Regions from separate parts of the Homo sapiens genome. Here region 2 is linked to region 1. The links are chromatin loops, found by intact Hi-C in ENCODE. Cell type or tissue: heart left ventricle. All regions are shown on one strand. Links, peaks and the distances in the headings refer to the core of each region. The heading gives the core; the rest is flanking DNA.

Region 1 (15,853 bases), core at 3,707-11,706:
CAGCGCGTGCGAGGCGGGGCCAGGGCCGGGGACTCACTGGGCAGTTTTGCTGAAAGGGTTAAGAGAATCGCGTCTGTAAAATACTTTTCCACCAGTAGAATGCTGTAAAAGTGCAAGCAGTATTGTTCTATTCGTTCACCCAAGATACGGTGCATGACTTTGGTACCAAGGCATCCACCGTTTCTCACGTGTTGGTTTTGACTTCCCACTCAACTGCACTGTGTGGATGGACCCAAGTCCCTGTTTCTTGTCTATACCCCAAGGCCCACTGGAGCCCCTCCATCAGTATTTGTTGAATGAATGAGTGAATAGGTTGTTGTATTTAATTGCCCAAAAGCACAGCTTGTGATCCCAGGCTTCCAACGGCGTAGCACTATACTAGGTACTTGTGAACAATGTTAAAAATATTATTCCCGATGTCACACCTTGATAGAGGTTGTATATTTCAAATCTAACACATCCAGAATATAGATCCCAATAACGACTTATTGGTAAACGATTTCCAAATGATGTACGTTATCTAATTTGAACCTCAAGGCAAGTGTGTGCTTCCCTGTCCCATCTCCCAGCGGCTACCCGATCAGACTCCAGCCCTCAGTGCACATCACTACCATATTCATTCCCACATCCCGCTGAACTTCTTTATCTGTTTCCTTCCCCAGCTACACCTGGATCTCCCGAGGGCATCTCCTAATTCCTTGATATCCCGGGGCCTAGCACACGATGGATACTCAGCACTTCTAAGCTGAGTTACTGCATCTTCCTTTGCAAGGTCTCACGCAGTCCCCCATCGTCCTCTCTTTGTCTTGGTGCCCACCACCTCCTTCACCACCATGCAGACCCTCCCCACCCCTCACCACAGCACTGCCTCGGTCATCAACCCCGCTTCCCGCCTTTCATCACTGCTACTGTCAGGCTGAAGAGTCACAGGAGGTTCCTCACTGTAAAGAATGGATTCTGCGCTCCTTAGATTAGCATTCCGAGATGTCCAGGTGCAGCCCTACACCTATTTCCAGCCTTGCCTCGCCTCTGGAGCAGGCTTTATAAACTGCGCCGCGTGGCCCTTCCTTTGCTCTCTACTTCCTCTTCGTGCTCTCCCATCTTACCTCTGAGCTTTACCTACTTGTCTTACTCCAGTTTCAGCACCTCGCTCAAAAGCCACGGCTCTCACGAGTTTTCCCTCAATTCTGAGCCTATGTATTTCCTTGCTCCAAGGTTTGTGGCAATTTAGCACTTGCCCATTGTGTCCTGTATCATAAGATTCTGTGTACTAACTTTCTTCTTCAAGGAGTTAAAAACACTTTCAGAGAAGGGGCATATTTTGTTCCGATTTGTATCTCTGACAGTATCAATCATTCAAATAAATGTTCAACCAAAGCTTTCTGAGTGGAATTGAATCTGCCAGCTCAGGAACTACCTTCTCTGACTTCAACCAAATGTTCTTCTTCTCTCTGACCTCCTTTTGTCCTTAGAGACAGTAGTAACACATTACTCAGTTCATTAGTTCTTGAATCATTTTACGTGTTTTGACTGATCTTCCCGGTTAGCCTGTTAGCTTACAACAGAGAGAGAACCTATTGTTAGCCTGAATGGGCTTGGGCATCTGACAATCTGGTCCCAATGCCAACCTGTCATTCAGTAGTTGCATGACTTTGGAAAAGTTACTTAACCTCTCTAAGTTTCTGGTTCTCCATATGTAAAATGAGTTGCTTCATTGATGGTTGGTAAGTATTAATAGATAAGGTATTTAAAGTGCTTAGGCCAATGCCTAGCACTTACTAAATAGCCATTCTTAGTAGCAATATATCCTCTTACAATGCCTAGCATCAATCAATAAATGATCATTGACGGTGAGAAAAAGGACATTGAACCTCTGGACTCCAGCTGTTAGATTCATCTAATTCTTTAAAGAGACTCATTAAGTTAAACACAGTTGGCCCTCCACATCCATGGATTTTACATCATGGCTTCAACCAACTGCAGATTGAAAATATTTGAAAAAAAATGAATGGTTGTGTCTGTACTGAACATGTACACTTTATTTTGTCATTATTCCCTAAACAATATGGTATAACAACTATGTACACAGCATTGACATTGTATTAGATATTATAAGTAATACAGAGATGATTCAGAGCATATGCAAATTTATACCATTTTTTGTAAGGGACTTGAGCATTTGCAGATTTTGGTATCCAAGAGGGTGTCCTGAAAGCAGTCCCCCTCAGATGCTGAGGGAACAAACACTATAGTTCCCACTTTCCCTCATTTGAGTGTTGTATGATTTGGAGACAGTGTCTGAACAAAAACTCAGGCACACAATTGAGCACCATAGTAGTATAAAAAGAGTTCTGTGGGCCGGGTGCAGTGGCTCACGCTTGTAATCCAGGCACTTTGGGAGGCCGAGGCAGGCGGATCACCTGAGGTCAGGAGTTTGAGACCAGCCTGGCTAACATGGCGAAACCTCGTCTCTGTAAAAATACAAAAATTAGCCAGGCATGGTGGCAGGTGCCTGTAATCCCAGCTACTAGGGAGGCTGAGGCAGGAGAATTATTTGAACCCGGGAGGCAGAGGTTGCAGTGAGCCAAAATCACGCCACTGCACTCCAGCCTGGGGGACAGAGCAAGACTCGGTCTCAAAAAAAAAAAAAAAGAATTCTGTGATCCTTAGGCTCATGCAAAATGAAACTGGATGCTTGTAATTAGGACTGGGAGCATTTTACTTCCTTTAAAACACTGCATATCATTAATGGGTTAAAATTTTTACTGGAAAAGCAAAATTGCTATGACAATCTTGATAGAGGTGTTTGTTTTTAAGATTTATGTTAAAAGTTAGTTTTCTGAAGATAGTTTTAGCAATATCTGAGCTGACACAAAGTGCATTTGTTTAAAATATTTTTCCCCAAAAGTTGAACTAAGGAAAACTTGAAAAACCCCTGAAAGAATAGTTTCAGTGATAAATTAGCTCGCTGGTAGCAAAGCTAATGAAAAATTGCCTAACTTCTAGTCATTTCTAGTGTAAATCACTATTCCTTGGGAAAAAAGTGGAATAGAATGCAAGCTACAGGAGAATATGAAATTTTGTCTCTTTGGTTTACAGTTTCTGGCACATAGTAAGTTCTCATTAAAAATTTGTTGGATGAATTAGTAATTGAGAGTGAGAATCTCAAAGAGTAATAAAGTTTTCCAAATACAGTTAAGAAAATAAGTGGAGGAGGAACCCCCAAGACCTAGCTATTTAAGTAATTCCCGATACCCACTACTGCCAATTATAGACTATCAGCATGGGGCTGAGGGAGCACCGTGAGGCCAATGCCCAGTGACTTCCTGAATGCTGCACACCAAGTTAATTAACAAAGCTGGAATCAGAATCTGGGCTTTCTGTATCTTAACATAATCTTCACCATACCATGGGTGCGTAAACCAATATATATGAAAAACCCAAGGAGGCTATTTTTATAGCCCCCTCCTGTAAGTGGAGCTCAAGACACTTACAGAGCAAAGTTGTTACAAGTTGCAGCACTTGCACTGATCTTTGTGAGTTTGGCCCTGAGTACCTCATTGGCTAGACCCTTTTCATGAGTTCGATGAGGGAAGAGACAGTCCATTGACTCTCCTTCTCTCCTTCCTGATGAACATGGTGGACTCCCCGACCTAGGGCTGGCTTGAGGCCAGGCTGGCTGGGCAGCAGCCCATGGTGCTAAGCTATAGAGCCACCAAAGAATGGGGGGCATTTAACAGGATGGAGAAAACTATCTTTATCAGAACTCCTCTCAAAGACAGTGGGTTATGTTGGAAGGAATGGTTTTATGAAGTCATTGGAAACCCCCACATGACTTCTCCTTCCCCTTCTCATCAAAGAGAAAATTTAAGTCACAAAGGAGGGTTTTAAACTACCTACTTAATCTAAAGAAGTGAGTATTGATTTTGGCAAGTGGGTGGGTTTGAGGTAACAACTTTGGAGCCAAAGCTGAATGACTAGTGACAGTAGAGGAGAAATTAAAGCACAGCCAACACAGCCACCAGGGAGCCTCCCTCTGCCCTCCCATCACAGAGCTCACCCAGGTGGACAACGTTTTAAAGAACCATCCTTTAAAGGGGACAAAATCACTCATTCTTCCAGGGTGGCTTGGACTGGCCTTGCCATCACAGAAAGAGAATCCGACTAAACCAATGCCAGATGGTTGAGTTCAGTTCACTCCTGAAGCAGAGGGAGAACAGATTATGCCTTCATGGCTTAGGGAGGTCCTTTATGGCCATCCTGACAGAAAATACTATTAAAAATGTCTAATAGTTCTTACAAAATATATAAAAGGAAAAAAAAAAACTGGAGCCCATATTTTTGGCCAAAATTTTGGCTATAATGTTTGCTGACAGTCAAGTTCAGCTTTGTGTAATTCTTAAAAAGAATGAATCACCTAGCCCCAGAACAAAAAAAATGTAGATCACAATGCTGCCACTGAATTATTCCTATAATCTTGCACATGTTATTTATCCTTGCACAAGTACTTGATATTGAATTAATTGATAATGAGTGAATTAATAAATATTAGGTCATGTTAGTAATAATCTTGTATATGTAGGAATCCTAAAGAGGGTGATAAGCCCTATTATGAGGGCAGTTGTTTGGCCATGAGAGTCCTGTATTTGTATAAAATTTTATTAGTAACTAAATTAAAATTTTTCACACAAGATATAGATAGATAGATTTTTTTTTTTTTTTTTTTTGAGACAGAGTCTCACTCTGTCACCCAGGCTGGAGTGCAGTGGCGCCATCTCGGCTCACTGAAAGCTCTGCCTCCCGGGTTCACACCATTTTTCTGCCTCAGCCTCCCAAGTAGCTGGGACTACAGGCGCCTGCCACCTTGTCCGGCTAATTTTTTGTATTTTTAGTAGAGATGGGGTTTCACCATGTTAGCCAGGATGGTCTCGATCTCCTGACCTCGTGATCCGTCTGCCTCGGCCTCCCAAAGTGCTGGGATTACAGGCGTGAGCCACCGCTCCTGGCCCCAAGATATATTTTTTCAAGGAAGAAAAGCAAAGAGATAATGAAAACATGCTCAAGAGTCTTAACATAATCAAACATGATATGAAACACATATCATATCATGTTTGAAATGCACATTGAGTTTGTCAACTGAAGTTTCACAGAATCCCACTGGGAATTTCCCTGGAGGAAAATTAACCTTTAATTATTAAACTGTTTTTGGATGCCACTGGCATCATCTAAGAAAATATCAATTCCTTCAAAACACACAAATATGTGTTGATATAATGCCAAACTCGTATGTACACACACACACAGAGGCAAACACACAAATACATATATAATTCCACATCACATTGATGCATTAAACTTTTTGTGAAAATTATTTTACGTGTTAAATTATGTTAAATTATGGGTAGCAGCTACTGTGTTTAGACAGCTTAGAAGTCCAGAAGTAGAAGGAACAGTTGGAAAATAATCAGACGAATCCAGCTGACTGACATATCTATCATGGAAACAAAAAAAAAATGCACTACAATAGGAAGTGGCTGTCTTTATTTTTCAAACTAATATTGTTCTTTGATGAGCTACAGAGTGCATTTGTTTAAGCAGTTGTTGGAAAGCAGACCCTGCATGGTAGACTGGAAAGAACATTGGACTAGAACTGGGAAAATCAGCCATGTGACCTTGTTAAGATAGGGACATTCGTTTTCTATAGCCTCAGTTTCCTCATCTGTAAAATGGCCATAAAAATTCCAATTCTGCTTATTTCATAAAGATGATGTGATCAACTCCCTCACTTCACACATGAGGAAACTCTCTTGAGGTCATATAGCTAATTGGTGACAGTATCAGGACTCAACATAAAAGTCTTTTGAAGACTTGGACTTTCTGTAGTAACAAAGCTGCCATTGAAGCAACAGATAGGAAAGTGCTTTGAAAAATGTCACATAAGGGTTTTGTTCAGTAGAAGTAATAGGACTATATCTGCCAAAGTCATTTTGTGGCAATTAATTAGGAAATGCCTTTTGAGACTGTACCTGTACCTTCAGATACAACCATCTTTATTTTAAAATCAAATACACTCTATTTCATTTCTCAACAATGACACTAGAAGTAAACAATTAACTGAATTAATTCAAACACTGAAGTGGATTTTCAAGGACTTGACTTGCCCAAGCTAGTTTTCTACAAAGCCTAAATTAATCAGATAATTGCTAATTCTCCCCTTTGTTTTGTGCTGAGGAGAGCCTGTATTTGTTAAAATGATCCTAGTAGCAGGATAAACAGTCATTTTAAAAATTTTAAAATCCAAATCTGAACTAAATGAGCAAGTTTCAGACACACTATTTCTTTAGGCACCATCTCCAGTCATTGTTTTAAAAGGCTAATTTTCTTTATCTGAATGTGAACATTAATACCACTTTTGTGATTAAAAGGAAGATTTTAAGCAAACAAATTAAAAAAAAATCAAACTAAACCGATATTGCAGGATATTGTGAACATGATTTGTTGTACTCTTAGAAAAAAAAAGCAAATGCCTCTCCTGGCATGACTAAAAACAGCAGTTAAATCTTTAAGATTAAGTTATTAATGACACACTTTAAAAATATAATCAGTTTAGCATGGCTTTAAATAACCTCCACTTAACAACTAGCAAAGTTTTAAAATTAAATAAACAATGCTAATTACCCTTCTAGTATCAAGAGGAAAGTGTAGAAAGTAATTTAATTAATTGGCTGTGAAAAATTAATTACTTATGAAATGAGACTCATTAGACCTTTCCTGTTTCATCAGAATTTCAGACTAAAGGATAACTGGTCTTATCACTTATGGTTTCTTTATGGTTCAGCTAGCATCAAATAGACTTGTGATAATAATTAAATATTTTGCCCAGATAAATTTAGGACTAGAACATTAAAAAAAAAAACATCGCGAACAAAGTAACAGTGTTACTTTTCCATTGTATTTAGTTTTTATATTTCACTGTAAAGATTTTACTGTGTGTGTGTGTGAGCGTGAGTGTGTGTGTATCATGAACTGACAAAAAAATAACAGTTAACTTTCAAATTCGGTACAGCAATATAATTTGGTTTTGTCATGTTGGGCATTAGCTAAAGTGAAAATGTGACTAAGATACTTTATGTAACATAATAACTGTTGATTACTCAGATAGTTTTCATAAACAGTTGGCAAATTTTGACTTAAAACAGCTGTCACTATAAATGTAAAGTAAATGTTAATTTAGGAATATTAACCTTGTGAATGTTTCTGTAAATAAGGCTTATGCTATTTCCAAAGGTTATAGAAAATCACTGGAGTATTTTTAGCCAAACTTAGTGCAACTTTATCCTCACTGTTTTTAAATTCTTCAGTTTTACACATAAAAGTCTTTAATCATACTTGATGGTTTTTCAGTGATTCCCTTGAGTGTACAAACTGCATAAGGAAGTGTATTTGATAGATTTACATCTTGGAAGTGAGAGAATAAATAAACTAAAGAAACAGTATTGCCAGAGATACATTTTACTCTTTTATATAAGAAAACAAAGAAAGCATTTTCAACAAGCAAAGTTGCACTGACTGTTTACTAAATAAGGTAACCTGTAAATACTTAGAGCAATTATAGCTCACAGATCTCAGGGGTTGAAGTACCAGTTGCATGCTAAAGTGAGCGCTGTTCTGTTTTGTCCTGTTTGTACAACTCATTTCCAAGTAAAATTTGTATGACAGACTGCAAACCCTCTTGTACAAACTACTAAAAATTACATCAAGTTCCATAGTTACTCTGATACACACATTCAGCATCATGTAGTATTCAGCTGTATAAATGCTTTCTAAAAAATTAATTAAAACCATTCTTTTCTCAGAACACATGCGAAAAATGCAGTGAAAGCTATAACAAAGCTTAAAACAGAGTACCTGCAACATGCTGAGCTCTTTGCAGTACTTACCCGTTCAGCAACTTAGTTTCTCCTGGCAGCACTTCTGTGCCAAATGCTTCTACCTTCCCAAAAATGTATGTCAGCACAAGCCCAGACGAAACTTCAAATCCAGGAAAATAAAATTAACCATGCAGATCAAAGGCAGACGAGCAGGGAGATGAAATGCCTGTAATCTGATCAGTGAATCAGTTGCTGAACATCAAAGGCAGGGCTGAGTTTATATATATGCATGGATATCAAAGAAAGTTCACTTTCAGCAGGTAGTTACCCTCCCACCTCCTAGTCCACAGACTCTTTTGTTAAACATGGATCACGTTGTTTTCCTCCTCTTTTTTGCAATGAGGCAATGCTGGTAGTTCTCCCATGCTTGGGCTGAGTGGCTGGATCTGTAGCTTTTTTGGTTCCCAAGCTGTGTTGTGGACTGTGTGTTGGAAGCTTTTCCTAGTGCCAGCGGGTTCTGCTTTATCCCTTTCATCTCGCTGAACTGCAGATCCCATGACATCATTCAGCGCCGTGGGACTGGTAGGAGAGCTATAATTCAGCCTGTGGGGGAGTATAGCTCAAGAGAAGCCAGAGTTTGGCTGATTTCTAATCATGTTAGACTATTGTGCCTCACACAGGACAGTTTCTGTTATCTGTCTGCCAGCTGGAAAGGACAGCAACTGCTGCTGGATGCTTCTTGGGTGATAAGATCCCTGATGGATGGACGTGCCAAATGACAGCATTTAATTGCCTCTTCGCTGATAAAAATCACAATTTCCTACAGAGACTGGGTGTCAAATATTCAGCATAGTTAAATAGCACTATGAGACCACTCTAAAAAACACCCAAGGACACTGCCAGATGGACCGATAACATTTTCACATTTTGATTCCAGTTTTCAAAGTGACAAGTCTTTAAGGATTTTAAGGAAACTGCCCTTTCTTTGAAACATACATTATTAGGATCTGATTACCAATCAAACCGGGTTGTGTTAAGTAGTTAAGCAGCAGATAACCAACAATTCATGAATAAACTGCCATCTTCCACTGGCTCACTTAAGACTTTGGGCGGAGACTTAATCTCAATCTTTGCCTTAGTTCGGGACTCTGGAAATTAGATTTTAAAGCAATATCTACTTCTTAGACATATTTCATTAATACTTGTTGAGCATTTTAAAATTCACAAAAGAAGAATTATGTAGAACAAAGCATTTGCCCTGTGATTATTCCAAAGCCATGTTATTTGCCTTTTAGGGCTGTTTCTTCCGAACTCATAGTTTGGACTTTCAACTCACTAAAAAATTACCACCTTAGCCTAATTCTTCGTATTTTAAAATTAAATATATTGCTCATTATTTAAAAATTTTAAGCTATTTTCCTTAACAATGTCAGATTCAATACAATATGATTATTTTATTTTGAGTATTTAGTAAAATAGAAGATAAGAAGAAGTTTCATCTTCCTTGAAATCCAGGATATGGTGCTTTTCTGATTTTCAGACAGTTCTTTCATGGAATGAAGACAATTTTTCTATTTTATAATGGAAACTCACTAACTTTTAGAAAGTAAGTTAAAAATATTTTTGCAAAACTTAGGGGATAGTAGAACTCAGTCTTTTTCAATGTAACTTCCCTCCTTAACTGGTTTTGTCTAATTTTTCCTGACGCGATATTTGAAAACGTTATTTATGAAGTGTTTATTTCCAGATTTCTATGATTCTTGAATAATTTTAATAGCAAAATATTTAGTTTGAACTGTTCATAAGTTCTGTATAACATTTAAATAGTCCTGTTGATTTTTCCATGTTTCTTGTATAATTTTTCTACTTATACATCATTTCTCAAAAATGCACAGGGCTCAAATAGTATTTGAACTGGCAGGTGTGATGCTTAAGGACTTCCTTAAAGCAGACCAGGAAAATTCCTGTGACATCTGGGCTTCACATACGTTTCCTGGGCATCTTGAACCCATGAATACAAAGAAAATATTTACAAAGACAAAATATTTACAAGAAGGCATGTGCCCATTTCTTTTCTGAGGTAGTCCAAACCTACCACCAGCATGGAATCCATATGCCAACAGCCTGCACTCAGGATTAAAGTTTCCCGATACACTGATATATTAAATCAGAGCAACTAGACACTCTGTAAGGCTCATTGGCTAAGCAAGTAGATTTTATGTCTTTATAGATTTCAACACCAGTAGAAATAGGTGAAGGACTGAATTCGGGTTCTTGTGTTCCACTGAAAAACATACAGGAGGCACTTGAAAGCAGGGACTTGAATGAAAACCAATCAAATGATCTTCAATTTATACAAATCTCCCCAAGCAAGCTTTGTAGTTCAAGATACATCCAACAATGCAATACCATCTCCAGTGGAAGAGTTTATTCACCAAGTCACTGGATATTATTTTGAATTGGTCCTCTTGTGGCCAAGAACTCCCCATATGTGAGATGAAAGGGGACTGAGGCTAGGGCCCCATCTGTCGCCTGGACCAGAGTGTGGCTAAAGGTCGGCCTGGCTGCAGGAGTGACCTCTTGACCTGCGGCTCATTTAGCACTGTGCCCAGCCAGCCGAGCCCCCTTCGTTGTGAGGTGTGGCCTGCACCATTGTTGTTTCTGAACAGCACCAGGAAGGGGAGCTACTACAAAGCTTTTCTCTTTCCCCTTCAAGAAGCTTAGATTAGTGTGATTAAATCAGTGTGATACAGTGGTGATAAGAGATCCAGCACTCCACTCGACATCATTGTCCGTTGTCATGACACCAAGTTACAGCATTTGATCAATGGTTCCTGTGCCATGTTGCAGTACACTTGGCTCATCTTAGTCTTTTTGTCAAGCTGCCTTTCAGCGACCTGGTTCTGCAAAGTGGTTGTGGCAGCCATTGGATCCACAGTGGGGAGCTCCAGGCTACACTTTAAAAGAAGTGGTCAGTGTTTGAGATGACGGGCATGCCAGTTACCCTGATCTGATCACTATACCTTATAGGTATAGAAATGTCACTAGGTGCCCAGGGATATGTATAATTATTATTAATCAGTTAAAAAATAAAATAAATGATTGAGAAAACTTCAGTTGTTCATATCCAAGAAGGGAGGGGCTGCCTGAGATTCCTGATGGGGAGTGGGGTCTCATGTCACCCCCAGTCGCCACCATGTGCTATTTTCTTCCCAAAACTTGGAGCGTGGTTCCTTTGCTCCTTTATCTTGACAGGTGGATGCCATGAATTCTCACCATTTTAAGATATAGATCAGGTGATAACACATTTTCCCCATAAAGTTTCATAGTTTTTTGAGTTGTCTGCATGTCTTTTCTAATGCCGTCTTTTCTAACTTTTCTGTTCAGAGGATATATCCTGGATTAGATCAGATAAACACAGATCTATTACATACATTGAGAGGAATAATTTCTGCATTTGTTTCAACTGAACACTTTTTAGAAAATGAAATAGCTCATGGTTATGAAAAGAACACGGATGCTGGAGTCAGAAAGGCCTATGTTCAAATCCCTCTTACTACCTGTACTTGAATAACAGCTTAGGCAGTGTGGACGAAGGCTACCTAGTCCCACTGAGCTTTTTAATCCTAAGCTGCAGGAAGGGGATAACACCTACCTCATTAGTGTTGCCAAAATAACAAACTTATTTCGAAAGCATCAGGCAGAATAAACCCTCAACAGAAGAGCTAAGGTTCCTTTCTTTTCTCTGTAACTATTAAAATGCCAACATTTTAGCTAGGGGATCCAATTCAAACTTCAGTATTCTAAAGGGGCAGGACAGGCTCTCACACAGCTCCTGGGCTGGTTATTCAAAGCCAAGGTAGCCCAGACATCCTCAGGTCCTTCACAATGCTGGGACCACTTGTACATGATCTGGGACCAGTAGCTGCTATCTGGGACTGTGGTCCACATAATCACAGAAAGAAAAAGGCTCAAGCCTGTTATGGGTTGGATTGTATCCCCCTAAATTCCCATGTTGATGTCTTGTCTCCCAGCACCTCAAAACATGAGCTTATCTGGAGATAGGGTCTTTACAGGGGTAATCAAGTTCAAATGTGGTCATTAGGGTGGGCCCCAACCCAGAATGACTGATGTCCCCATAAAAAGGGAGATTTAGATAAAGAGGCAGACACTCATATAGGTAGAACACTGTGTGGACATGAGGATGACCATCTACAAGCCAGGGTAAGAGGCCGGGAACAGACCTGTCCCTCACAGCCTCAGAAGGAACCAACCCTGCTGATACCTTGATCTCTGACTTCCAGCCCCCAGAACTGTGCGAGGACATACTGCTGCTGTTGAAGTCTGTGGTACTTTGTTATCACAGCCTCAAGAAACTAATACAAAGCCACTATCCAACAAACTACAAAGAGGTACAACTCCCATTTTCCTACATATTCTGAAGCCTTACATTCTCCTCATCAGCATCTGCCTCCTACAAAGCACCCCCAGCTCCAGTGGACACCCCCTGCCCTTCTGGACTCCCTCCGACCTCGTGAGCAGAAGACGCCTTCCTTTTCTTAAAGGGCCAGTTCAGGGGTACTGTTCAGTGAAGCTGAGTATGACTGAAAGTCACTAAAGGTAACTGGGATAGAACCCAGTTTCTGGCTACTGTAAATAAAGCTGCCATGAACACTTCATGAACCTGAAAGAGCCAATCCTTCCAAATGGATCCTGAGTGGCTAACTGGGTCTAAATTCAGAATGGAGCCAGGTCACAAACGTCTTCTGCATTCTCTGAGAAACCACAGGCTCGCGTGATTTGGGGACTTTCATGGCTGTCTGCTCCTATTTATGCTCCCTGATTTGATGGGTGCTGGGAAGTCTCATCTTGACTTCTGGATCTAACAAATAGACTTGTGACTTGCATTGACCAATCAAAACCAAACATACTTGCATCCCTCTCACTTGCAGAGCAGACCAGAGTGGGAATCTGGGTGGGAGCTTTTTCTATAAAGGATAACCTGTCTCTCTGTTCTCAGGGAGAGCATCTTTGTTTTGTACTGAAGGCTGGGTCTCCCTGGTTTGCAAACTGCTTACAGGAATAAAATCATTCTCTTTTTTAAGGAAGATCCTTTTCAGTGGATTTGTTGATAATACTTGTGTACAAGTCTTAGTGTGGATATATATTTTCATTTTTGTTAAGTAAATATGTAGGAGTAGAATTTCTGGATTATATGGTGTATGTATGTTTAACTTCAAAAGAAACTGCTGGCTGGGCGTGGTGGCTCATGCCTGTAATCCCAGCACTTTGGGAGGCCGAGGTGGGTGGATCACAAGGTCAGGAGATCAAGACCATCCTGGCTGGCACGGTGAAACCCCGTCTCTACTAAAAATACAAAAAATTAGCTAAGCGTGATGGCGGGTGCCTGTAGTCCCAGCTACTCGGGAGGCTGAGGCAGGAGAATGGCATGAACCCATGAGGCGGAGGTTGCAGTGAGCCGAGATTGCGCCACTGCACTCCGGCCTGGGCAACAGAGAGAGACTCCGTCTCAAAAAAAAAAAAAAAAAAAGAAACTGCCAAATTGTTGTCTCAAGTGTTTGTTCCAGTTTACATTCCTGTTGGCAATATAGGAGATTTCCATTTGCTCTACATCCTTGGCAAAACTTGATATTGTCAATTTTTGTCATTTCAGCTATTTAAATGCAGTCTAATAGTAGCTTATGATAGTTTAAATTTGCATTTTGTTGATGCTAGCACTCAATTTATATATAGAGAGACACTTTACTTTTTAGAACAGTTTTAGATTGACAGAAAGATTGAGCAGCTACTACAGAGATTTCCCATACATTCCCTGTGCCCCACTCAGCTTCCCCTAGTATTTGCATCTTGCATCACTGTGATATATTTGTAATAATTAATGAATCAATATAGGTGCATTATTAACTAGAGTTCATAGTTTACACTAAAATTCATTCTTTCTGCATATACTTCTATGGATTTTTTTTTTTTTTTTTTTTTAGATAGAGTCTTGCTCTGTCACCCAGGCTGGAGTGCAGTGGCGTGATCTTGGCTCACTGCAACCTCTGCCTCCCAGGTTCAAGCGATTCTCCTGCCTCAGCCTCCCGAGTAGCTGGGATTACAGGTGTGAGCCACCACTCTCAGCTAATTTTTGTATTTTTAGTAGAGATGGGGTTTTGCCATGTTGGCCAGGATGGTCTTGAACTCCTGACCTCAAGTGATCTGCCTGCCTTGGCCTCCCAAAGTGCTGATGTGAGCCACCGCACCTAGCCAGACTTCTATGGATTTTGCCTAATATATAATAACATGTGTTCACCATTACAGTTTTGTACAGAGTAGTTTCACTGCTGTAAAAATCCCCTGTGCTCCACCTATTCATCCCTCCTTCCCCTAGAGCCCCTGGCAACCACTGATGTTTCTAAAGTCTCTATAGTTTTGCCTTTTCCATAATGTTATATAGGTAGAATTATATGGTATGTAGTCTTTTCTGATTGGCTTCTTTCTTAGCAGTATGCATTTAACTTTCTTCTATGACTTGCTGTGACTTGATAGCTCGTTTCTTTTTATTGTTAAGTATTCCATTGTCTGTATATAGTTTATCATTCACCTATTGAAGGACATCTTGGTTGCTTCCAGTTTTTGTGATTATGAATGAAGCTTCTATAAACATTCATGTGTAGGTTTTTGTGAGACTATAAGTTTTCCCTAGGAGCATGATTGCTGGATCATGTGGTAAGACTGCAGTTAACTTTTAAAGAAACTGCCAAACTGTCCTCCAGAGTGACAACAACATTTTGCATTTCCACCAGCAATGAATGGCAGTTCCTGTTGCCCTGCAGCCTTGTCAGCATTTTGGGTTATCAGTTGCTGTTGATGATGTTTTTAATTTTAGCCACACTAATAGGTGTGTAGTGGTATCTGTTTTAATTTGTAATTCCCTAATGATGTATGGTGTTGGGCATATTTTCATATGCTTATTTATCATCTTATATCTTCTTTGGTGAGGTGCCTGTTCAGATCTTTTGCACATTTTAAAACTGGGTAGTATGTTTTTTTATTATTGAGTTTTAAGAGTTCTTTGTACATTTTGGATACAAGTTCCATATCAGATATGTGTTCTATAATACTTTCTCCCAGTCTGTGGCTTGTCTTTCTAGTCCCTCAGCACTGTTAGCTTCAATTCTTAAAGGTCCCTCAGGCAAAATTGGAAATTAGAAATACTTATCCAAATTACCAGCTAATAGAGCAGCTAGTGATTTAAACAATCTGTCAAATCCAGAAGGTGCCAAAGAAGCAAACTGTCTGTGAATCGGGCAAAACTATCTGTTACATGGTGGTTCTGATACTGACAACAACAGCAACTACCACAACAAGGACAAGTTAATTCAGCAGATACACACATGCACACCCTGCATCAGTGATGGAAAGGGTGCTTTATGCTGGAAACTGCCGCAGACCATCCAACTGCACCCAGCTGCCTTCTGCTCTCCAACTTTTCATAAGTGACTCCAAGTCACTCTTACCTGCCATATTGCCCTCTAAATACTTTACTGAGCCCAGGCTAGTTTTCAGAGAAGCTATCCAACTCATGTCTTATAATTAATCAAATGTTTTCCATTTCCTTTTCTGCCTCCTCAGCATTTATCCTGATTAATATACCAGGCTAATTACGAATCTTGGTTCTCAGTAGAGTTTGATAATGCTAACAAAAACTGTTGGTGAAACAGCAGGAAAATGCAAAAGGAGGCACTAAGAAACATCTTCAGAATAATACTACCACTACCAAAAAAAGATCTGCGCTTCATCAGGAAGTAAGTTAGATAAAGACAGGCACGCTCTTAAAAATTGATTCAAGAAATGCCTATCTAAATAAAGTCAAAACATTTAATAATGCAACCACCCATCCAATGGAAGGGCACCCAGCACATAGTTGGGGCATTAAATACACAGAATAGTTAGAGTAACTGGTGAAAATCAGGAAC
Region 2 (15,853 bases), core at 4,408-12,407, 65 kb after region 1:
CTGGAGTGCAGTGGCGCTATCTCAGCTCACTGCAGCCTCCACCTTCTGGGTTCAAGCAATTCTCCTGGCTCAGCCTCCCAAGTAGCTGGGACCTCAGACACCCACCACCAACTACACCCAGCTAATTTTTGTATTTTCAGTAGAGACAGGGTTTCACCATGATGGCCAGGCTGGTCTTGAACTCCTGACCTCAGGTGATCCACCGGCTTCAGCCTCCCAAAGTGCTGGGATTACAGACCTAAATGTCTTTTAAATCCACATCTTGCAAGTTTAGGTCATCAGCATGTTTTGTCCAGCAGACAGCTTCAGCAAGTGGTCCTGTGAGTGCCTGACCTCTTCAGGGTGTCTCCCCTTCTGCACACCTGTCATGCAGCCTGCCTGGAGCTGGCTCTGAAAATGCCGACCCTTTGCTCTAAATGCTTTACATGTATTCACTTATTTAATCCTCACACTACTCCAAGTTGGCAGGGTTGTTATTATCCTCCCAGAACTGGTCCAAGTCTACACACCCAGTGGGTACAGGGCCAGGATCCCGGCCCAGAGAGTCTGACCGTGGAGGCCACCCACTTGCTGAGTAGCCTATGTTTGCAGGCCATGTTCTTGCTCAAAACTCAGTACAACCCCCCTTTGCCTCCAAACACCGTCTCAGTTTGTTAGAGCCTTGAAGGTTCTAATAACTTGGCCCTCAGCTAGCTCTTTCTTTTATGTCTTGGTTTCTTTTTCTTGTAGAGTTTATCCTGAGGATTTAGCGTTAACGCATCAGACACATAAAATACGGTGCTTAGTGCTTAGAAGGGGCACTGTTGGCTTTCCTTCTCATACCCAACCCTTGTCAAATTCTGAAGCATCTACTTTCAATGTCTCTTGAATCCACACCTACCTTTTCAGTTGGGTGGCTTTTGGTATTATTTCTCTCTGTTCTGCCTCACCAGGGGTAGGTTTTGGTAAAAAGTTAATTGCAGCTTCCCCACATGCTGGGGCCTCCCTTCTACTCTGACTGGCCATGCTGTGCTAGACTGGAATCTCCTCTTCATCCATTTGGACTGATGTAAATGCCCTCACCCTCACATGCCACAGATCTCGTCCTCTTTTCTGATTCTATTTCTGTTCTCTAGCCCTACAGTCAGCCAGAACAATCTCTCCCTCCTCTGTATTTCTAGACAGCTTTCTTTATGCTGCTGAGACTGTCTTACCTCATTCGGCATTTTAGTGGAACAGTTGGCTGTGCTCTTAATTGTTTCCCTTTCTAGATAATAAACTCCCCCAAGGCTAAGAGCATTGCTTGTTCATTCTTTTCTTCCTGCAGCTAAGTTCGGTGAATAGTATTTGGTTTATACTTCAACATTTACTGAATAATGTGGATACGAAAAAATGATATGTGGTCTTGATATCACCTGGATCATTCATTTGATAAACTTAATGCAAAATTTGAGTAGAAAAATTAGGCACCAATAGAATTAGTAAGGAAAAGGATAACATATATATCATATCAAACATTTATATTCTTGGTTTTTTTTTTTTTTTTTGAGACAGGGTCTCGTTGTGTCACCCAGGCTGGAGTGCGTTGGCAGAATCATAGCTCACTGCAGCCTCCTCCTGGGCTCAAGACATCCTCCCACCTCAGGCACTTGAGTAGCTAAGACAACATATCTATACCACCATGCCAAGCTAATTTTTAAAAACTTTTTGTAAAACATTTACATTCTTAAATATGACATTAAAATATATTACGAAGGAAATACTTCCTAAGGTATGTCATCTACAAATGTGATGAGAATCAATTGCATGATGTGTGTCAATATAAAATATGCTCTCTAATACAAGTTTACGGGATTACATATAAAATCTATATTCACCCTGTAGGTGAATTTAGGAACTGCACTAACAGAGCATATAGATTGTGTGTTTGGTGAGAATTAGGTTGGAGAAAGTAACTTTTGGGGATGAAATTGAGCTGCCTTCCCTGCTCTGTGAAAGGTAAATGATAGAAATGCAAAGGAGTGTTCGAACCGTAACTAAATAAGGTGGGGGTTAGTCTCAGAGCCTAGGAACCTGAGGGGCTGGGGCAGGAAGACTGTTCAGGTTCCCAGTGTAGCTCCTGCACAGCCTCAATGGTGAGCACAGAGGAAAGGCGGAGGGCGGGTTGGGCTAGGCTGGACTGCAGATGCAGAGAAGAGAAGGGAGCTGTGGGGGTGGCCACAGAGACTCAGTGTAGGCTTTGAAGCTGAAGGGGAAGATCCTGGAAGTGGTCCCAGGGCAAAGAGATCACTTAAGGGCTATCCAGTTTACCCAAAGACATCTTTGACCATCATAGAAGGGTGACGAGTGAGAGACAATTTGTCTGTTCTCCTACTGGAGTCTGAGAACTTAGACCTCTGGTGCTCTAAGTTGAAGGGAAGAAGATCACAGTCAGCTGTCTCTGTGATGGGGAGCAGAATGTCCAGTCCTTCCAGGATCATTTTTTCATTTGTAAAGTCAGAGTGATTTTAAAGCAAGTTGTGGGCATGTATTGGTGGCAGGTGAGGGGGGACGGTCTTTCCTGGTCAGCAGGCTGTGAGAGTGGTGTTCTCTGCAGCAAAGGAGGATCATGGCATTGAAGATCATCTTCAACCTATGGGTTCTCTAGAATCTGAATACTGGAGCCTGTGACCTGGGATTGATTTAGGGTTTATGAATTGGCATAGGAAGTGGGAGAAGCATTGGGAGGCAGAAAACCTGGATTTGAATCCTGGCACTACCCCTTTGTAGCTGTTTTACCAAAGTTTGTGAAAGTCCTTGGCACACTGCCTGGCACAGAGACTAAGGATTGAATATGGGTATCGTTGATTCTTTCTTCTCTGGTGCTTACAGTGTATTAGACTTCCCCACATTCTCTCTTGTCAAGTGGCAAAAATAGATTATGCCCAGTAAATAAAGACATAAATCGAGGCACAGAAGAGTTAAGAAGTTTGACTGAGATTATATAGGAGATAATCAAGTGGATCTTAAAGTGTTCAGAATTTCTATGATCATTTTTATTTACAAAGTGGCTAACATTTTTAGTTTATTCTCTACAATATGTCTCACAGTCCAATATTTCTGTTGTTAAATAATAACAACAGTGAATTGCTTTTGACCACTTTTGATTGCACTGGATCCCATCTCTAGGATGCAGAGACTAAGGTGGAGAATGGGATTTAGGCCAGCAAACCCAGAGCCCCCACTTTAATCCTACCAGACAGAGTGAGAGGAAGAGGGTGGGGCTCATGGAGTCAAGTTACAGATAGCTGGCCTCTCTGGGGAATGGCTAATGGTCTACTGCAGGGCTGTAGTCAACTTCAGGCATCTAGGGGAAGCAGATGGAATGAGGTGAGAGCTCCGAAATAGGACATTTGGGATTGTCAAAATGGCTAACACGAATCAAGTCTTTACAACCCAGTGTGTTGGAACCATTGTGGCAGGGTGGTTGGGATGGGGAAGAGGTGGTTCATTCTGGAAGTAACATAAATTGATATTAAATAAAGAGCCTAGTCATTGCTTCTTCCAGAAGCGATGGTCATGTGTTCCATGAGTCCCCACTGAGGTGACCTATGCTTTTCTGTGAATAGTACTTCTGCAAAAAGATTTTTGCACCACCTGCTGGCAAAGAACAGTGATCTTGCTGCTCATTGAAGAAAAGTCACACGCTTAAACTGCTAGTGAGCAAGGCACAGGGAGATCAAAACTGACTTTGGTGGGAACATGTAGCTACCACTCCTGCCTGGCATCCAATTCCTTGTCACCACCTTGTTAACAAGTTTTAAATTGTGCCAGGTGATACACACAGGTGGTTTCTTTCTGAAAGTGTCATAACAATATGAGAAGATTATTCTGGATTATGTTAGTGAGAAAGAGAATATTATTTTCAGTGATTAAGAGACAGGCTATCTAGTACTCATTTCTAACATACAGACTAATCTTTTTTTGGAAAGCATGTCTAGGCTACTCTTATTTTAAAATGCTGAAGCAACATCATTTATGCATTTGTTTGTTTGCTTATTGCCAAGGAACCATTTAGATGTTCCCGATTGAGCAAGACTTCTGGAACAATCTAGGAGTTTCATGTTCTACCTTGAGAGTGTGAAGTGGCTTTCTGGGTGAGATTTCCAGAGAACACATTGAGACATTTTTATTGTGCTCATTTTGCTGCTCAGAAGGAAATTGGCTTTTCCTTTTCTCTGCAGGGATGAATAATCTGAACTCATTTAATAGGGAGTCAAACAGACTGAAGACTTTGCCCACAACAATTTCAGATTCAACCCATCTCTACCACTGTTCTTTGATACTCTATGGCAGGAAATGTGGACTGAGGAGTGAGAAACTATCAAAGCTGCAAGTGGTGCACCTGGAGTTCAGAACTGGAATATTCCTTTTCTTCCTTTCCCACACACAAACCTTATCTTGCATGAGGGAGTAGTGGTTTATGAGTAAATATGATGGAATTCAAATACTTTTCTTAAGGAAGAGTCATCCTGTTTTCTAATTCGATGCAATGCATGATTAGAACAAATTTGTTGATTCTCTGACTCTATTTTTGTGAGTTTCTTTTGATTGTTGCCGGCAATCCCCCTTCCATCCTTAGTCTCCAGTCTCTTTCATGCATTGCTACCACTCTATCCCATTCTGTTTCACTTCACTCAACACTTGTTGAATAGTTACATTGTAAAGGGTCTGTACTTGAAAGACATTAGAGGAGACACAAAAATGAAGATAGCGCTCCTACCTTCAAAGAAACTGGCCCGTACTTTGGGTGAGAGACATGCACCCAAATCTCCTTTGCACAATCATGTGTTGCTTAACGACAGGGATGCAGGCTGAGAAATGTGTCGTTAGGCGATTTCATTGTTGTGTAAACATCATAGTGTGCACTTACACAAACCTAGTTGGTAGAGCTTACTACACACCTAGGCTGTGTGGTATGGCCTCTTGCTCTTAGGCTACAAACCTGCACAGCATGTGACCCTACCAAATACTGTAGGCAGTTGTAACACAATGGTAAGCATGTGTGCGTCTAAACATGTCTAAACACAGAAAAGGTATAGTAAAAATACGGTATAAAAGATAAAAAATGGTACACCTGACCTGGTGCGGTGGCTCGCGCCTGTAATCCCAGCACTTTGGGAGCCCGAGGCAGGCAGATCACGAGGTCAGGAGATCGAGACCATCCTGGCCAACACGGTGAAACCCCGTCTCTACCAAAAATACAAAAAAATTAGCCCGGCGTGGTGGCGGGCGCCTGTAGTCCCAGCTACTCAGGAGGCTGAGGCAGGAGAATGGCGTGAACCCGGGAGGCGGAGCTTGCAGTGAGCAGAGATCACACCACTGCACTCCAGCCTGGGCAACAGAGCAAGACTCTGTCTCAAAAAAAACAAAAACAAAAAAAACAAAACAGCCGGGCGTGGTGGTGGGCCCCTATAGTCCCAGCTACTTGGGAGGCTGAGGCACAAGAATCTCTTGAACCTGGGAGGCGGAGGTTGCGGTGAGCCGAAATTGCACCACTGCACTCCAGCCTGAGCGACAGAGCGAGACTGTGTCTCAGAAAAAAAGAAAAAGAAGAAGAAGAAAATAAAAGTAGGGTATTTACCAGAAATGGAGCTTACAGGTCTCCCTCACTGCTCTGGGTGAGTTTGTGAGTGAGTGGTGAGTGAATGTGAAGGCCTAGGACAGTACTGTACACTACTGTAGACTTCAGAAACACTGTACACATAGGCTACGCTAAATTTATTTTTAAAAAGGTTTTTCATTGTTCAAAAGTAAATGAACCTTAACTTACTGTAACTTTTTCTGTTTGTTTGTTTGTTTTGTTTTGAGATGGAGTCTCGCTCTTGTCGCCCAGGCTGAAGTGCAGTTGTGCAATCTCAACTCACTGAAACCTCTGCCCCCCAGGTTCAAGTGATTCTCCTGCCTCAGCCTCCCGAGTAGCTGGGATTACAGGCGCCCGCCACTACGCCCAACTAATTTTTGTATTTTTAGTAGATACGGGGTTTCACCGTGTTGACCAGTCTGGTCTCGAACTCCTGACTGCAGGTGATCCACCCATGTCAGCCTCCCAAAGTGCTGGGATTACAGGCATGAGCCATCACATCCGGCCCAACTTACTGTAACTTTGTTACTTTATAAACTTTAAAAATGTTAAAGCTTTTTGACTCTTGCAATAACACTTCACTTAAAACAGAAACACATTGTACAGCTATACAAAAATATTTTTTCTTTATATCTTTATCCTTCAAGCATTTTTTTTATTTTTAAATCTGTTTTTAAAACTGTTTTAAAACTGTTTACTTTTTAGTTAAAGACTAAGACACATCTGTAATCTCAGCACTTTGGGAGTCCGAGGCGGGCGAATCACGAGGTCAGGAGATTGAGATCCTGGCTAACACGGTGAAATCTGTCTCTATAAAAAATACAAAAATATTAGCCGGGCATGGTGGCGGGCACCTGTAGTCCCAGCTATTCAGGAGGCTGAGGCAGGAGCATGGCGTGAACCTGGGAGGCAGAGTTTGCAGTGAGCCGAGATCGCCCCACTGCACTCCAGCCTGGGCGACAGAGCGAGACTCCATCTCAAAAAAAAAAAAAAAAAAAAAAAAGAGCAAGACACAAGCACACCCATTAGCCTAGGACTACACAGGTCAGGATCATCCATGTCACTGTTTTCCTTCTCCACAATTTGTCCCACTGGGAGGTCTTCAGGGAAACAATAGGCAGGGAGCTTCCATCCCCTGTGATAACAATGCCTTCCCCTGGAATCCCTCCTGAAGGACCTGCCTGAGGCTGTTTCACAGTTACCTTTTTTTTTGTAAGTAGAACGTGTATGCCCTAATGATAAAAAGTATAGTAATACATAACCAGTAATACAGTTGTTTATTTTCTATCAATTATTATGTACTATACATAATCGTATGTGAGATATATATATATATATATATATATATATATATATATATTTTTTTTTTTTTTTTTTTTTTTTTTTTTTTTGAGACGGAGTCTCCCACCGTCGCCTGGGCTGGAGTGCAATGGTGCGATCTGGGTTCACTGCAACCTCCGCCTCCCGGGTTCACGTGATTCTCCTGCCTCAGCCTCCTGAGTAGCTGAGATTACAGGCGCCCACCACCAAACCTAGCTAACTTTTTGTATTTTTAGTTGAGACGGTGTTTCACTATGTTGGCCAGACTGGTCTCGAACTCTTGACTTCGTGATCCCCCTGCCTTGGCCTCCAAAAGTGCCGGGATTACAGGCGTAAGCCACTGTGCCCCACCTGTATGTGCTATGTTTTTATATCAGTGGTCCTCAACCTTTTTGGCACCAGGGACCAATTTCGTGGAAGACACTTTTTCCATGGACTGGGGGGATAGGGGAGGGAATGGTTTCAGGATGAAACTGTTCCACCTCAGATCATCAGGCATTAGTTAGATTCTCATAAGGAGTGCAAAATTTAGATCCCTTGCACTCACTGTTGACAACAGGCTTCCCGCTCCTTTGAGAATCAAAAGCTGCTGCTGATCTGACAGGAGGCGGAGCCCAGGTGGTAAGGATCCCTTGCCCACCACTCGCCTCCTGCTGTGTGGCCTGCTTCCTAACAGGCCATGGACTGGTACTGGTCCATGGCCCTGGGGTAGGGGACCACTGCGTTTTTATGACTGGCAGCATAGCAGGTTGTTTTACGCCAGCATCACGAGAAACACATGAGCAACATATTGCGCTACAATGCTACGACAGCTACGATGTCACTAGGTGGTAGGAATTTTTCAGTTCCATTATAATCTTATGGGACCACTGCCATATGTACAGTCCGGCATTGACCGAAACCTCATCACAGAATGCATGACTGCACAGTGACATCATTCTCCTCAGAAAAGCACTTAATGTCATGGGAATGTGGAGGAGACGCAGATGACTTTGGCTGAGTGAATTAGAGAAGGGCCTAGAAACAGAACCAAGCAAAAATGCTGAAAAGGAAATCCATACCTTGGATTCTCATCCTTTTAAACAGACTTCCTTTCATCTATTTTTTTCCCCAATGAAATCATTTCCTCCAGACTCAAATTTTAATTCTTTCTCTCTGTTCATGTCCCTGGCTTCCCTCTCCTGAAGCCAGGCACAGCGCCTCAGCAGAGGGATAAAGGAGGCTGTGCATCAACACATCAACACTTTCTGTTAACCTCTCTTTTGACAGGTACAAAATATCCCAGTAACCTTTTGCAGAGAACAAATTAACATTTTTCATCAGCAGAAGCTGGAGCTCTTAATGATAAGCATTGTTCTAAATGTTGCCTCCCCTGGGAAGCAGACTCCAAGCCTCTGTTTGTTATTTTTAAGTGGCATCTGGAAAAACAGTTCTGATCTAATATGGAAGTCCTCGTCAATTGCCTAAGCTGTTCCACATGGAATCAAATGCATAGACTGTGTCTTGGGAGGCGGTTTCAAAGACCAAGAAATTGAATTCGTATTTGGTGACAACATCAATGTCTTCCAGGCTCCCACAACCCTTTCATTTTCCAAATAAAGCCATGAAACAGATGTGCCTAAAGCATATTGAAGAGCTGCCAGCGTAAAGCCAACCAGCCACGTTAAAAGCACAAACGGCCTCCTTCGGAGCTGTCACTCTGGCTGGTGGTTAGATCAATTGCAATTCTGCCATGAGTAAATGAACTGACACTTAGTACCTCTTAAAACAAAAGAAGTCCTGATATAAATGTGACAGTATTTTGAAATAGCTTACACAAATCTGAGCAATGCAACGTGATTGGAAAATCTCAATAGTTTTCTAACATAGAACTTAGATAATTACAGTGAACATATTTTCTCTAAAAATGTAACATTTTATATTTCTAGTCAATTGGAAATTCTTTGATCAAAGTGTTTCTTAAATGTTTTCAAGTGAAGGGAAAAATTGAGAGAAGGTATAGAAGAAAATTTTACTTCTTTCCAAAATATTTACCTTCTGAATAACTGTTATCATTAAAGAATAAATATACAGTCAGGCAATTGATAAGGGTCCATTAGCATAAAAAATGAGATTATGAGATTGCATGATCTGTTATCAATGCTTAAGGAAAGCTAATATACTTGTACAAAAGTTATATTTTGGGGTACAGTTTGGTTTAGGTAAAATAACTATCATCCAGCATTTGTTGTTCCTTCTATAAGTTTTTTTTTTAATCTAAAAGATGATTGGTAGCTCTTTTCATTTTAGACATAAAATTGTCGTTCATTTCTTGTCTGCAGAGGGGTTTGGATTTGTTGGCTCCTCGAAACACATTCCTGCTCTGTTGTTCTGCAAAAAGAAAATTTGTAAAACTGGGAACATGAGAAAGCCAGACAGACCTTTGCTCTCTTCCACGAATGTGGAGTCATAAATGAAGAAGTGAAGCATCTACCACCAGACGGTCCCACTGCTTCCAAGTGGCACACTACCTCCGAGTCAGCACGGTTTCACCCCTGGGAGTGGTTCCCCTGGGGTTCTGCCTGCAGGACATCTGACCGCTCTCCCTGTGCCCCCGCGATTTGAGGCGTCTGTCTTCAGCTCCGCACAGGTCCTCTTAGCCTATTACTCAATTAGAAAGGTATGTGCTCCCTGGCTGGCATTCTAGGATTTGTGATACTAGAATTTAAGACTTTGATGATAAACATTTGACTTCTGGTGTTTATAATTTAAACTACAAAAATTGCCTCAGAAACAATTGCAGCATGTGGCTCTTATAACACAGTAACTGTATCTATTACTCCTTAGGGGAAAACAGTTCTCTGCAGTTATTTAAACTTGAGACACAACTTGCTTCAAAAATGTAAACAATAAATTTTTTGGGTGCAATCTTCAAGCAACTTAATGAAAACTGGCATTACTTTTACTGGCAAAGCATGACAGCTCAAATGGACACTGCTTGTTATCCCAGGTCTGATATAACACCAACCAGAAACATACATGACACGAGGACAAGTTAACCTTAAAAACATTACGAAAGCTGATTATTAGTAAAGGTATTTTTACAATGGCCTCTATAGTTTAAAAACATCAGATAACTTTCAGGAAAATACCATGCCTCCATTTTCCATGTGGACTGCATTATATATTTTCCTGAATTGATAAATCTCAAGAAAAAGTATAAGTTTGTTAGGAGCTAAGGCACAAAACCAGACGCAGGGTAGGTTTAGATAGCTAATAGACAGACTTAAATCATTCGGATTGGCTATGATGGTCAAGTTACTAAATGTTAATTACTAGACCAATTCATCTCTATTTCTTTTTATACTGCATAGGCCTCACACTTTGCTTTTCTCTGTTGTGAGAATTTATGAGATCTTTGCCAAAATACAGCCCTGATGTGAAAAGTGATAACCGTGTGGGAGGCTCAGATTCTCTACCCCATCATATAATCTGATTACTCACCAGGGTGGCTGGTTACCCAAGTGGTGCGGCATCGTGCTGATTAAACCCAGGTTATGAGTTTGATTGGTGCATGAGCCCTGGCCACAGATCAGAGCTTGGCCCCAGGCGGTGGCTTCCAATGTGTGTTGTGGGATGCCAGCAGGGCAAGTGAGGGAATGGGAACTGTGAATCTATAGCTAAAATGGCATCAGCAAAATGATCAACGTATGCACCCTACTCATAGTCAAAATGTCACCTTTGGGGAGTCCTTCCCCTTAGAAGGTAGAAAATGACAAAGGAACATCATTCCTACCCTAATGGGAACAAGAAGCCAAATAAGCTGCAAGATCATAACTTTGTAGATGCCCATTAGAAAGGTGAAGTCACAAGGCCACCAAGTCAACAGGATTCTAAAGAGGGATCTGCCAGGCACAGTGGCTCACACCTGTAGTCCCAGCACTTTGGGAGGCCAAAGCAGGACGATCGTTTGAGGCCAGAAGTTCAAGATCATCCTGGACATAGTGAGGCCCCTTTCTCTACAAAAAATTTAAAAAGTAGCCAGGCGTGGAGGTGTGCACCTGTGGTCCCAGCTGCTTGGGAGGTTGAGATGGGAGGATTGCTTGAACCCAGGAGGTTGAGGCGGCAGGAAGCTGTGATTGTGCCACTGCACTCCAGCCTGGGTGATGGAGCAAGAGCTTGTCTCTAAATAAATAAATAAATATTATAACTGTCCAGTCTGTGGTCATTTGTTATAGCTGCCCAAGCTGACTAAAGTGAACCCTTTGCCACTGGAGGGGTGAAAGCAAAACCCACTGGCTTGGAGAAGGAATGGAAAACTCTCCTGCCCCCGAGACATGAGCTGTGCACCTTGGCGTCTCTGGGAGAAGAAGAAACTAAGTTTCCTTGCACCTGGAGGAGGGATGAGACACCTTCTTGAAGCCAGGATTAATCTGTGCAATGCAGAAGTCAGCTATCACAGGGGGAGGGGCAGACACTCTCACCTGACCTAGCTCCAAGGCTGAATTCTATGCCATGGGGCAGGAGGGAGGGACTGTGAGAAAGCCCACCCATTCCTTAGCCCAGTGGAGGGCCTGAGACTAAGCCTGGGTGGAGAGAACAGAGAGCTCTCCTGCCCCAACCCAATCCTCCAAGTACCAAGACCCAGCGTCAACCCCTGGGGCAAGGGCAGGAACATGGAGAGTAACTCCCTCTGTGGCACAGGCTTCCAGGGGTTGCTGGAAGTTGGGAGTGGAGCAAGAACACTGAGAAAGCCCCTCCAACATGCCAGACCCACTCTGCACACAGGAAACAGCAGCCCACAGATGGGGGCATTGAAGTCCATGCACTGAAAGTATCGAAGCAACAACAAACCCAAGCCCAACTCAGCTCCTAAGAGATTGACTTAACCCCACAAGACAGCCAGACAGAGGAGGAGGTCTGTGGATTTCCTGGCTTCCTGGCCTAACTACTATTTACCTCTGTCTCTACTGTTCTCCTGACCCACGAAGTCCAGCATGCAAAATATTAGTAGACACACCTAAAGGCAACAAAGTGTCATTTTTATATTGAAATGGTGTTACAAGTTCAAAATTTATTCTCAAGAAATTGGATTGGTTTGATTTGTATTTTCATTCTATTAAAGTTAAAGAAAGTGGGCTGGGCGTGGTGGCTCACGCCTGTAATCCCAGCACTTTGAGAGGCTGAGGTGGGTGGATCACTTGAGGTCAGGAGTTCAAGACCGGCCTGACCAACATAGTGAAACCCCATCTCTACTACAAATACAAAATTATCCCAGCATGGTGGCTCACGCCTGTAATCCCAGCACTTTGGGAGGTCAAGGGGGGGCGGATCACCTGAGGTCAGGAGTTCAAGACCAGCCTGACCAACATGGAGAAACCCCATCTCTACTAAAAATACAGAATTAGTGGGGCATGGTGGCGCATGCCTGTAATCCCAGTTACTTGGGAGGCTGAGGCAGGAGAATCACTTGAACATGGGAGGTGGAGGTCGCAGTGAGCTGAGATGGTGCCATTGCACTCCAGCCTGGGCAATGAGAGAAAAAAAAAAAATTAAAGAAAGTGAATTAAAAACAAGGACTTTGTATTTTCTGTGTTAAATACACTTTCTTTTATACTTTTATCTTTTCAATGACTGTTTAGTAAAATGAGGCAAAGATGCAAAGATTTTTGAACTCTGGTCTATGATGAAGTGGGTTATGGCTTTGTACTGAAGAAAACCAGCATGGATCAAAGTAAACTGGGTCTTTAAGTTGTCACTTATTTAATGACTGATACCTTTGCAAATTTGAAGCAGCTTAAAATAAAACTAATTAGTAAGTTTAATAGACCAAACTCATAAAAGGGAATCTTCTTGCTATGGAGGCTAGTAGAGTTATGGATAGACTATAGTGCTTGAACATGGAATTTGGTTCTTAACTTGTTAGCTAGGGCAAAAATCTAAGCTTAGTAGCCTGAATAATTGTAATGTAGGATGCTTATGAATTTAAGGATTTAAGAGATAACCTTTTTCTTTTCTTTTTTTGAGACAGGGTCTTGCTCTGTTGCCCAGGCTGGGGTGCAGTGGTGTGAACCTGGCTCAGTGCAGCCTCATCCTCCTGGGCTCAAGCAATCCTCCCACCTCAGCCTCCTGAGTAGCTGGGACCACAGGTGTGTGCCACCATGCCAGGGTAATTTTTTAAAATTTTTTTTGTAGAGAAGGGGTCTTGCCACGTTGCCCAGCCTGGTCTCAAATTCATGTGCTCAAGCGATGCCCAGGGAAGGAGGAGTGTACTCCCTCCTCACAAACCATTTATCAATCCATGAGAAACACTCAGAAAATACTGTGTTTAGCAAATTTCCTTTAAATTGGCGTAGCAGAGAATCATTCAGATTCACTATTCTAGGAAGGAAAAGACTTATAACTGAAATTTTTTTGGATGAATGATCTCTAGCTATAACCATCCTGAATCAGTTCATTTTTTCCAGAAGGAGGTGCCCGTAGAAAGTGTACCGTTTATTGTCACTACTGTGTGTTAAGTACTTTGAGATTCATCAAGAAAAAAGGCGCCATAAATGTGTTTGAGCACATAGTTCTCATGCACCAACACACACACTCACTGTCCATTTCAATACCTAATTTTTATATAGTAACTCAAATTATCCAAATAATTGCTAGTTGAACTTTTAAAGAGAATTCTTTGCATGAGTCAAAACCTTTTATCACTTCAGAGAGTAAAATTTCCCATGGGGCAATGGTCTGAAATTTATCATGGAGGCTGATGATTATCTTCAGAGCTTCTGGAATGTCTCCCAGGGTGAATTCATCAGCGATCTAGTCATCAATCACTCATTTTGCTTATTTTTAGTTCAAAGAAAATTGCAGACATTTTATGTGAGCTTTTATTTATGCAACTTTTTGCCAGCGAACTCATATGGTAGTTACTTTTTGCTTCCTGGAGGACGAGCTGGTTTTAATTCAGTAAAGTAAATGGAAATATCCAGATGTTCGCTCTACATGAGGAAGCACAAAGGCTTACATAGTTGTTTTTGCAGTATAAGTTTTTAAAAAGCTGTTTGTAATTCAATGAAGTTAGGGCTCAAGCCAATGTCTTAAAAGCGTTGCTTTAGATAATATGGGAAGTATCAATATTTCTAAGGGATATTTGATATTTTAATAAGGTGTTATAATTTTGAAATTCCATAAATTAACATTGTTACGTTACTATTAACTAGACTCCAGATCTTAATTCAAATTTCAATATTTTTTCCATTAATGTCCTTTTTCTGTTCCAGGGCCCCATCCTGGACATCACATTGCATTTCATGGTCCTGTCTCCTTGCTGCTTCTGGTCTGTGACAGTTTCTCAGTCTTTTCCCTGTTTTTCATAACCTTGACAGTTTTTAGAAGTCATGGGTCAGGTATCTTGAAGAATATCTCTTAATTTGGGTTTGTATGATGTTCTTATAATTGATTGGGATTGTGAGTTCCTAGAAAGAATATCAGAGGAGAAGAGCCCTTCTCATATATCATATTGGGAGTACATGATATCTACAAGACATCGCTGGTGACGCTGACCTTCATCTCTTGGTTCAGGTAGTACTTGGCAGCTTTCTCCACTGTAAAGTTATTATTTGTCTCCTTTCATTTTCTATTCTTTGGAAGGGAGTCACTAAACCCAGACCACTCTCAAGGGAGGGCAACTGAGCTACACCTACTACAGAGGGGAATACCCACATATATTGTATGGAATTTTTCTGTAAGAAAAATTTGTCTTTTCCCCCTCATTAATTTATGTATTCGATCATTCTTTATATAACTCTGGACTTGCATATTTTTATTTTTATTTTATACTGTGGGCTATATCCAGTACTTCATTATTTATTCTGTTGCTCAGATTGTCCCAGCTCTGGCCATTGGCAGCATTTCCAGGATGGATCCTGCGTCCCTTTGACACGCTCCCATTTTGTTGTCATTGTTTGGGCACTTTCTCATATTCTGGCATACAAGATGCACCAGATACATTCTGCAGATTGGCCCTAGAATCAGATATTTCTCCATAAAACCCTGGTTCCTCTTAGTGCAGAATGGTATGTAGAAACCAAGATCTGGACTCTGGCTGCTGGGATGTCATTGTCCCTAGACCTTCTAAGCCTTATCAGCAGATGATCATAATCTCATGAGTGTTTAGAATTTTAAAAGGTTTTAAACTGAACTTACATAAGACTTCTGATACAATGTTAAGTACACACATTCACATTTCTGATTCCGATTTAGTCACTTCTCCCCATCCTTTCTTCTTCTGTTTCTTTCAGAAACTATCTTTTCTGTCTTAAATTCCCCTCTCTGCCTTATATTCCTTCTTAGATACCTTTCCCCTCTTTCCCTTTCTTTCTCCTTCTAGGTCACGAGGGTCTGACCTAATCATTAGAGGGAAAATAATCTGCTTAACTACATTTTTCTTAGAGGCGAATGACTGATATTAGTCTAATGAAATGAATGGCTCTAAAAATCCTATGTGCAGTGAATCAATCATGAGCTGTTGAAAATATAAATACTTTAGTCAGGTGAGGTGGCTCACGCCTGTAATCCCAGCACTCTGGGAGGCAGAGGTGGGCAGATCACGAGGTCAAGAGATCGAGACCATCCTGGCCAACATGGTGAAACCCTGTCTCTACTAAAAATACAAAAATGAGCGGGGCATGGTGGCGGGCACCTGTAATCCCAGCTACTCAGGAGGCTGAAGCAGGAGAATCACTTGAACCCAGGAGGCAAGATCATGCCACTGCACTCCAGCCTGGTGACAGAGGGAGACTCTGTCTCAAAAAAAAAAAGAAAATATAAATACTTGGGCCCCTCATTCCAGACGGAATGGAAATCTTGGAGCATACGGGGGGCATGCTATGACATCCATAATTTTATAACCTACAGTGCTTATGTTTTGTGACTATACACAAACTGAGATCACTTTAA

What was found. Peaks named below come from ENCODE experiments on the same cell type or tissue, not always from the same donor. Only the 100,000 strongest peaks of a DNase experiment are listed, where the experiment ranks them.
Region 2: a loop joins it to region 1, with 6 times the contacts of the local background. A loop is called at or near these places in 31 of 110 quality-filtered maps.

What each region holds. Positions count from the first base shown.
Region 1 is chr13:23,562,936-23,578,788 of GRCh38, reverse strand. TNFRSF19 (TNF receptor superfamily member 19) reads right to left here and starts at 8,377. Exons shown (of 10, transcript NM_148957.4): 1 at 7,941-8,377. RefSeq lists enhancers at 3,789-3,938, 4,409-4,578, 9,942-10,453, 10,454-10,966. In heart left ventricle, for the core only: CTCF peaks have their summits at 7,652 and 10,781; a DNase peak (open chromatin) is centred at 8,444; H3K4me3 peaks cover 3,945 bases; H3K27ac peaks cover 3,189 bases.
Region 2 is chr13:23,498,944-23,514,796 of GRCh38, reverse strand. It overlaps LOC124903135 (a long non-coding RNA gene), which reads right to left and starts at 9,543. Exons shown (of 3, transcript XR_007063720.1): 1 at 9,343-9,543. RefSeq lists an enhancer at 6,434-6,961. In heart left ventricle, for the core only: no CTCF peak of the experiment used is centred there; no DNase peak of the experiment used is centred there; H3K4me3 peaks cover 1,202 bases; H3K27ac peaks cover 2,665 bases.